Regions from separate parts of the Mus musculus genome. Here region 1 is linked to region 2. A link is a contact called in ENCODE Hi-C or POLR2A ChIA-PET data. All regions are on one chromosome and are shown on one strand. The core of a region is the stretch at or near the end of the contact, and the rest is flanking DNA. Distances in the headings are between cores, read along the strand shown.

The links. A loop is a pair of places that touch in the nucleus more often than their neighbours do. ChIA-PET counts read pairs that join two places held with the same protein, here RNA polymerase II (POLR2A).
Region 1: POLR2A ChIA-PET joins it to region 2 with 14 read pairs in embryonic stem cell. The contact joins the promoter of Bok here to the promoter of Farp2 in region 2. A Hi-C loop is called at or near these places in 1 of 37 maps with a recorded cell type or tissue (left cerebral cortex). POLR2A ChIA-PET finds 5 or more read pairs at or near these places in 3 of 5 experiments (Patski and embryonic stem cell).

The regions. Positions count from the first base shown.
Region 1 is chr1:93,682,647-93,687,019 of GRCm38, reverse strand. Bok (BCL2-related ovarian killer) reads right to left here and starts at 1,445. Exons shown (of 5, transcript NM_016778.3): 1 at 1,166-1,445; 2 at 351-602. The coding sequence starts at 573.
Region 2 is chr1:93,510,541-93,515,008 of GRCm38, reverse strand. It overlaps Farp2 (FERM, RhoGEF and pleckstrin domain protein 2), which reads right to left and starts at 2,905. Exons shown (of 27, transcript NM_145519.2): 1 at 2,825-2,905.

The DNA of each region.
Region 1 (4,373 bases), core at 196-2,695, 170 kb before region 2:
GTGTTTTATGGCAAGAGTGTCTGTGATCTGGACTAAGCAGGAACCAGGAGGGGGGAGGTTGACAAAGGAGCCTGCAAGCAGACAAGCCTGGGGACAAAGAGCAGCGCCAGCCTGGGTGGCCTATCCTTGCACCCTCTCCATTCCAGACAGATTTGGGCTCCCACGCACGCCTCCTCTCTCAGCGCCAGCGGGAGGGTGAGGCACAACCGCAGAAGGGCTGGTCATGTCACAAGAAGGGAATGTCTGTGCAGAACAGCTGTACCGGGAACCCTGAAACACTGCGGGCAGGCCCATCCAACCAGCTATAGAGGGGCGGCCTGGGATGGTACCTGCTGGTGCCCCACACTCACCCAAGCGCAGCAGCACTGTGCACACCTCTGCCAAGCGTCCTCCAGGGGCAGGCGAGGCACGCTCTGGAGCGCTCCAGGAGAGGCCGGCGCGCAAAAGCCGCGCGTGCACGTACTCCCGGCCTAGTGCCTTAGCCTGGGCCACCAGCTCCTTGTCTGTGGGCGAGCGATCAAAGGCGTCCATGATCTCCGCTGCAAAGACAGAAGAGCGCCGCAGCACCTCCATGGCCGAAGCGCGGGCGAGAGGCGCCACACCTACGAATAGACTGAGTTCAGACCGGACCGCCTCCAGCCAGGTGGCGAAAGGACTCCCGCCACGGGAGGAGACCCAGAAGCGCGGCCCGAGGCACAGCGGTCCCCACCGCGTGCGCGATTCAAACAACACAGGAGGTTGGCTGTGCGCCGCCCTCAAAAAGGGCCGGTTTCCGATAGCCTCTCGTTTTGCACCCCAAATCTTTTAAAAGTCTCGGGTTCTTTTTAGGTTCTAAATTAAATCTCGCAGATCCCAGCGGTGGTCAGGGGTTGGAAACACCGCAGGGAAGTGGCGATAGGTTCTTTAATCACAGCGCCCAGGCTCCAGGACCAATTTGGGGGAGAAGAGGATGCAGAGTAGCCTGCTGCGACCAGCCGACAAGCAGGACCCCGCGGGCTCCTCCCTGCCGACGAGTGGGGTCCTAAGGAAGGCTCCAAACTGCGCGGCAGTCCCCGGGCTCGGAGACCACGCACCTGCGCACCTCGCAGAGCCCGTGTTTGTCCCCGGTGTCGCTGTTCCCATGGTGCTACATCCAGGGCACCGACGCCACGCCCGCCCGACTCACCTCTCCCGCCTCATGGCGCGCGGGGCGGCGGTGGAGTTCTGGTTTCAGGACCCGCTCGCTGCCGTCTCCGGCGGTCTAGACCCTTCCATTCAAACCCGCGAGCGCGCGCCCCGCCCCAGCGCCCGCCCCGTCCACACCCGAGCTGAAGCACAGGCTCCGCCGGTCTTCCCGCGCGCTCGCAGAAGTCCTGGTCCCGAGGGGTGCGGGAGGCGTACCGCGGTCTCCCCGCGGGCGAGAAGCCAGGCTTAGGGCTTCGCCTTCTAAGGAAACGGCAACCCCCGGGGGCGGAGCCGCAGCCCAGCTCTGCCCAACGCCTCCCTGGTTTAAGAAAGGCCAGCACAAGTTCTCGGGATGCGCCCGGGAACGCCGCCAGACTGGAGCTGTCCCGGCAGGCAGCGCGAAGAACATCCAGCTCTGACACCAACCCACTGGGGCGCACCAAGTTCCATTTTAAAATGAGCTGACTTATATTTCCTTATTGTCTTATAGAGGCTCCTTAAAGATCCTGGATTCTTGAAGTTGTAGGAGATCTGATGCCCTCTTCTGATCTCCAAGGACACCAGGCATGCACGGGGATTCACAGACATGGAGGCAGGCAAACATTCATACACAAAACAAAAATAACAATAAGTAAATATTTAAAAATAGATTCTGCATTCTTGGCTTAATAGAGCCTTTGGAGTGTGGTGAAGACTTGGGTATGTACATGGTTGAAGATACTACAAATACCCATCCATTCCCACTCAAGTCTAGCTTTGCTTTTAATGAGCTGGACTTATTTATATCCAATCCAATATATAATCTTTTGTAGTTAGTTATCTCTCATTAGGGTATTTCCCTTTGACAGAAAAAGGGGAGGGAGGGAGAGAGACAGAGACACAGAGAGAGGCAGAGACAGAGAGACTCACAAAGAGAGAGAGGCTTGTCTGGAGCTCTGTGTTGACCAGCTGGTCCAACCTGCAGGAATCACCCAGCCCCTGGCTCCGGAGTACTAGACTACAGCGGTCTTCAGAAGCTTAGTTACTTTAGGATTCATACTTAGACCTATGCTGGATCACAGACATCGTTGTGAACAGTGTGGCAGTGAATCCGAGCTCCCTTTTTCCATACCGATTTCCAAGAAAGTCAACATCATCTACTAGACTCTGGTCTTCTCCTTCATCTTTGGACCCAACTGCAAAATCTCAACAATGGGATTTGCTAACTCGACCTAGTTTGTGTAAGTAAAACACTTCACTTAGAGCTATAAAATGCATATTCTACACACGCACACCAAAATAGACTACACCTGAAACCATAAACAAGTGTCAACAAATTTCAAAGAACCAAAATCATACAGTAATTACTCTCTGAATTAAAGCTAAATTGCAGAAAAACCAGTGGAAGTCTCCAAATGCTTGGAAATGAAACAGCGTACTTATAATGAGGCAATAAATAATAAATCACAATGAAAATGTTAAAAGGTTTATTTATGTGTTTTATGTAGATGGGTGTTTTATCTGGATGTATGTCTGCACACAAGAAGAAAGCATTGGATCTCACAGGACTACAGTTATAAGTGGTTGTGAGCCACCATGTGGTTGTTGGGAATTGAACTCAGTACTTCCGGAAGAGCAGTCAGTGCTTGTAACCGCTGAGCCACCTCTCCAGTCCTACCATGGAAATATTTTCAAGTGAACAGTCACAAAAACAGTACAAGCCCAGGTTAAAACCCAGCATCACCACATACAAGTCCCAGTGCTATTGGGGCAAAGAAGAGGAGATCCCTGGGACTGGCAGGACAGGAACCTAGCTCAAGTATCACTAACAGATCCCATCTTAGGAAATAATGTGGAGAGCATTAGAGAATGAGGGGACCTTGCAGGTGTCCGGGCAGGGAATCAAGAATGACGCGACGGGGATTAAAAAGCAGATTCAGATTGACTTCATGAACCTGGTCTGATCTCAGGCAGTTCATTACCAACTAGTTTAATCACAGTATAATTTGAAGAAAAAAGTTTCCTGTTGTAATCCAATCCCCGAGGCACACAGAAGCATAATTACATCAGAACTTGACCCAGGGTGCCTGTCATTAATTCCAACAAGATGGGTTCTAGGGCTGGAGAGATGGCTCAGCAGTTAAGAGCACCATCTGCTCTTCCACAGGTCCTGAGTTCAATTTCCAACAACCACAGGGTGGCTCACAACCATCTGTAATGGTCATCCGATGCAGTGTTCTGGTGTGTCAGAAGACAGTGACAGTGCACCCACATATATGAAATAAACATGGCCAGAGAGGTCGGGGCCAGAGTGAGCAGTAGCTATACTTGCCTGATAGCCCAAGGAAGGCTCTGTATCTCAGTTATACTGATAGCATAGAGATCATTTGTGCTGTTAGCCACCTCCAGTCCTGATTGTGGGAGTTCGATATGCCCTGGGCCAACAGGTATGGCAGATCACCAGGCTATTAATCACTTCCGGTTCCAATTCAAATCCAAGTTTCTGGATGGAAGAACAGGTTTTTTTTTCACCTTTCCCACTGGAAAAACAAGCACTCATGCTCAACACTCCTGGTTTCTCTGGAGATCTGTGAGCAAGGAAAGGACCTTTGTGCTGTACTCTCAACAAGACAAGGCCATGGAAGTCTTCCTCACGAGTACTCAAGTAAGCAAGTGCACACACACACACACACATCACACACACATCACACATCACATACCACACATACACACACACACCACACACACATCACACATACCCCACACACACATCACATACCACACATACACACACACACCCCATACACACACATCACACACATCACACATCACAAACACACACACACACATCACACACCACACACATCACACACACCCCACACACACATCACATACCACACATACACACACACCCCATACACACACACCCCACACACATCACACACACACCCACCCCACACACATATCACACACACCCCATACACACACATCACACACACACACACCCCACACACATATCACACACAACCACACACACCACACACACACACCCCACACACATATCACACATACCCCACACACACATCACACACCACACACACATCACACAGCACACACACACATATATATATACAATGTTTAATTTTAAAAAATAGAAGGATAGAAGAAAATAGTATATACAACTTCACAGTGATTTAAAATTTTAAATGAAACACCATTTACCAAAACTG
Region 2 (4,468 bases), core at 1,656-4,155:
CAACTTTGGGGAATAGTTTCTTTCCTTCTACCATGAGTGTCCCTGGATCTGATGCAGGTCGCCAGGCTTGGCAGCAAGCTTTAACCATTCTCAGGTTTTTAAAGGTAGCAATAAACTAAAATACCAGGCTTAGAGAGAAATAATCCTACAAATCTAAAACAAAATCACTTCCACCATCCTGCCCTCACAACTCTGTCCATGTCCTCAGGCATACTTTTTAATACTTTAATTTTTATGTGCACACCATTTCACTGTTAAGCTTAAAAGACTATGGTTCAGCGGTTAAGAGCACTGACTGCTCTTCTAGAGGTCCTGAGTTCAATTCCCAGCAACCACATGGTGGCTCACAACCATCTGTAATGGGATCTGATGCCCTCTTCTGGTGTGGCTGAAGACAGTGACAGTGTACTCATATAAATAAAATAAATAAATCTTTTTTTAAAAACTACTTACAGCCTATTTCCCAGGACCGAAATGGTTCAAATGATGCTGTGAGGAGGGACAGGAATGAGCGTACCAACGAATGTTTACTAGCCAAGAGGTTTACTTAACCACCTGATCGATACAAGGTTTGCCTATCAGATTTTTTTTTAAGTGGAATTTCAAAAATCAAAATATCACATACTGGCAGTTGCTTTCCAAAAATAGAGCACAATCATCACCCACATAAACACTCCTGAGTAAATTATAACACCAGACTTCATCGCACTACGTTCTATGGGAGCCTCAGCTTTTCAACTCTGGTTGGTAAAGTAAAACCCTCACCTCAACAGATACACAGAGCCAAAGGACTGTATATGGACCTTAGAGAACAGACTAGAGTCACCCAGATTTTCAGTGTGTTCTGGCTGCACACCGAGCAAGGCAGGGTATGTACAGAGTTCATGAAGGGAAAGCAAGGAAAAGGAAACTATGAATGTAACCAAAATGATTGGCAGAATTTAGAGAAATCTGTTAATGTCTGAATACAGAAGGGGTTCATGTGACTAGAAGCAGGGGTGTTTGGAAAGGAGGAAACTGACAAACAGACATAATGGCGTCCTGCAGAATTACCCATGGATTCATCTCTGCTTAGGCAATGCTCCTCCCTGGACCCTACCCCTTTTCAAGTGGGATAACTCTGTGGAATCACCAAGTCTCTAGCTCTTCTTACAAATACCCAGGGCTAGCCTGCGCTGCCACTGACTCAGGTCGCCCTTTCACTTGTCAGTAACAGTTAATGAAGTACTTACTGGATGCAGGGCATCTTAGCGGCTTTGAAAAACTGATTCTTAGTCATGGCAACAAGCGTCTGAGGTAAATACATTCTAAACCCACTCTATGGATGAGGAACCTGAGGCGGGGCAAATGAGAGATACACCTGAGTCCTCTCTGTAAAGGAATCTGTAGGAAGGAACCTAACTCGATAATCACCATCTCTACAATGTGGCAGGGCAAGGACACCGGAGAAGCAGAGGTTTACATGGTTGCGGTATCCCAGAGAGTCATCCACAACCCCACCGGGCAAGGTCTTCCCGTGCTTTATTTAAAACGGGGCTATGCATAGGAAGCCATGGCGCACCCCTGTGCTCCACCTACACTCAGCCCTCAGGTGGCTGACAAAGGAGGATGACGGGTTGGAGGCCAGCCCGGGCTATGGAAACTGTCTCAACAAAAAACGGTGGGGGACAGGGATATATGAAAACTTTAGAACTGACAACGAAACAGCCACAAAGCGCTTCACAAATGCCTTCCCACGTCCCGAAACTCACAAAACTTTTATTTGGCCTACAAGTAAAGGTTACTTCATACCTCCCCATTTCAAATGACCTTTCCATCTTGCTAACACTGTGAGAATCTGTGCTGCTGATCATAATGCCGTCTCCACAAGACCGACTCTAATTCGGTGCTACCCACTAATTACCAAATATTTTCACAGTGGCCCAGTCAAAAACACCTCATGGAAACAGAACAAAGCTAGGGAGAAAGGCCACCCCTTTAAAGATTCTGTCCGGAATCTTAAGGCTCTCCATTCTTTCTCAGCACGGTGTATCGACATTATTTCCTTCACGAATGCCTTGTTTTCATTTCAATTTTTCATCACCATTACTGGGACATGAAAGAGTTTAAGAAATCACTGCCACGTGTGTAAATGGCAAAGGTGCTTATAATCTCGGATGAGTAAAAGGCAGTGGGCCAGTACTGTTTCTAGATCTTAGCAGAGTAAGAATATCCGAGTCTCAGTTCTGAAGGAAAGGCCGAGAAGAAAAAAGAATGCCCTTCTGGGCTTTCATTTGTGGCTCCGGGTGCTGCTTCCCAAGGTGCTTTGTAGAGCACTGGCCTGGGGGTGGGGGCGGTCTTCAGCAGGACATTCTTGTGGCCCTTAACCCATCACGGGACACTCAGTGTCCACGAGAGATGCTGAGACTCTGATCACCCCCCTTCCTCGACAGCTGGTCTCCACGTGTGCTGTTCCTGTCCTCAGTACTCTGCTGACAGCCTGGCTCCTTGGAACTCTGCAGCTCTCAGCCCTCCCCAGACTGCCCATCTACAAAAGCAACTCTCCAGCCAGTCCTCAGCGGACATCCAGACTGGACCCGAGACTCTCCCTCCCTTCGCCCTCCACCGACAGGCCGTCCACAGACGTGTGTTGTCAAACGCGGACTCTGGCGCGCCTCACGAAGGCCTCAGAGCCGGGCGTGGACTTTCTCTGGTGGACGGCCAGCCTCAGGCCTGGTCCGGCTCGGGTTCCGCTGAGGTCCGGCCAACGAAGGAAGCCCATGCCCAACCCAGCGCCCCTGCGCGGCTCGCTCCCCTCCCCCGCCCACGGCCGCCGCGTCCTCACCGTGCCACACCGGCCTGCGCCGCCGCCAGCCAGGCCTCCTCCACGTCCTGCGCCCGCGCCGCCCGATCCCGACAGCTAGCTGCTTCCCCGCCCCCGCCGCGCGTCCGCCGCAGCCCCGCCCCCCCGCGGACGCACCACCGATTGGCCTGCGGGCGGGTCCTCCCGACCGGCGCCTGCGAGCGCAGCACCTAGCTCTGATTGGTGATCACATGGGACAGGGCGGGGCGAGGGAGCCCCATAAAGTCAGAAGCAAAGCTGTGCAGCTTCTCCGCGGGTGCAACAGGGCTTCGGCGGGCTGTGCGTGTCCTCGGCCCTGGGAGGGGCTTTAGGACCTGAGGACTCTGTGCTGGGTGGGACTTAGGAAACCCGCGAGTTCTCCGTCTTAGTCTTCGCTTTGACAAGGCGACGGGAGGATTCTATCTTGGACGCAGCTTTGGAACAACGGGAGGACTACCCCAGACCTGGACTCTGGAATGCGGGTGGCCCTGGGCGGGACTTTTGGCACAGGGGCGGGTCTCAGCCTACAGCCTGGCTTTGGCAAGCAGGGCAGCCCCGATTCTGGGTGGGGCCTTGGACTTCAAGCTCGCGGGACTATTCTGGCATTCAGGCCTCCCTGACTACTAGGCTCTTTCCTACCTTCCATCCGTGGTGCCCAACCAGGGAATAGTGGAACCGTGGTCTTTAGGCACCAGCTGTTCCTAAAGGGACGCTTTTGAGGTGCAGGCTACGCTAAGAGTCCTCGAAGCCCTCGCGGTTCCTTTCTGGATTTGAGGCTTTCTGGAAATGAAAAATGGTGAGACTGGATTCTGGTCCTTCCACTTCAGACTTGCAGCAAACTCACTTTCTTCTTCCATTGGTTAAGCGAATGGGCCTGCAGGGAGCCAGCCCTTTGAACCAGTCTAGGCTAAATAAATCCACACAGGCCCCCAAGCGATTCATATAGAACTCTAGCCTTTGGCAATAAGTCCTTAAGATAAGCAGGGAGGGCCTCAGCCCACTGGAGGGTGGGTGGGTGGGGGGGCTCTCTGCTTCTCCAAGGCAACCTAGAAGCTCAGGCTGACTGGGTCTGCAATTTTAGTAGGCTTCCCAACTTCCTCCACCACCTTGGCTATCCCTTATTTGTAACCAGCCACTGCCATAGCCACTGACTGTGATGTCCATCATTAAGAAAAGGAACTGGGCCGGGTGGTGTCGCACGCCTTTAATCCCAGCACTTGGGAGGCAGAGGCAGGCGGATTTCTGAGTTGGAGGCCAGCCTGGTCTACAAAGTGAGTTCCAGGACAGCCAGGGCTATACAGAGAAACCCTGTCTTGAAAAACCAAAAAAAAAAAAAAAAAGAAAAGGAGCTGGACTGGACAAGGCAAGAATGAGGTTTGACATGAGCAACCTAGTGATTTAGAGAGCAGGAGCCTCATTTCCTAGTGTCAGTACGCTGCTTAGAGAGCAAGAGGATGAGAAAGACTCCGATAGTACTGGGTGGTCAATCCAGGGGTCATGCTGACAAACCGGAGTGAGGCCAGGCCGAAGAGATTGATCATCCACCCAGATTAGGATAAAGTTTGGGGTTATGTGGCTCTGCTCCCTTTATGAGTCCTGAGATCAAACTCAGGTTTGATCACGTTATGAGGCAAGTACTCTTAGCCA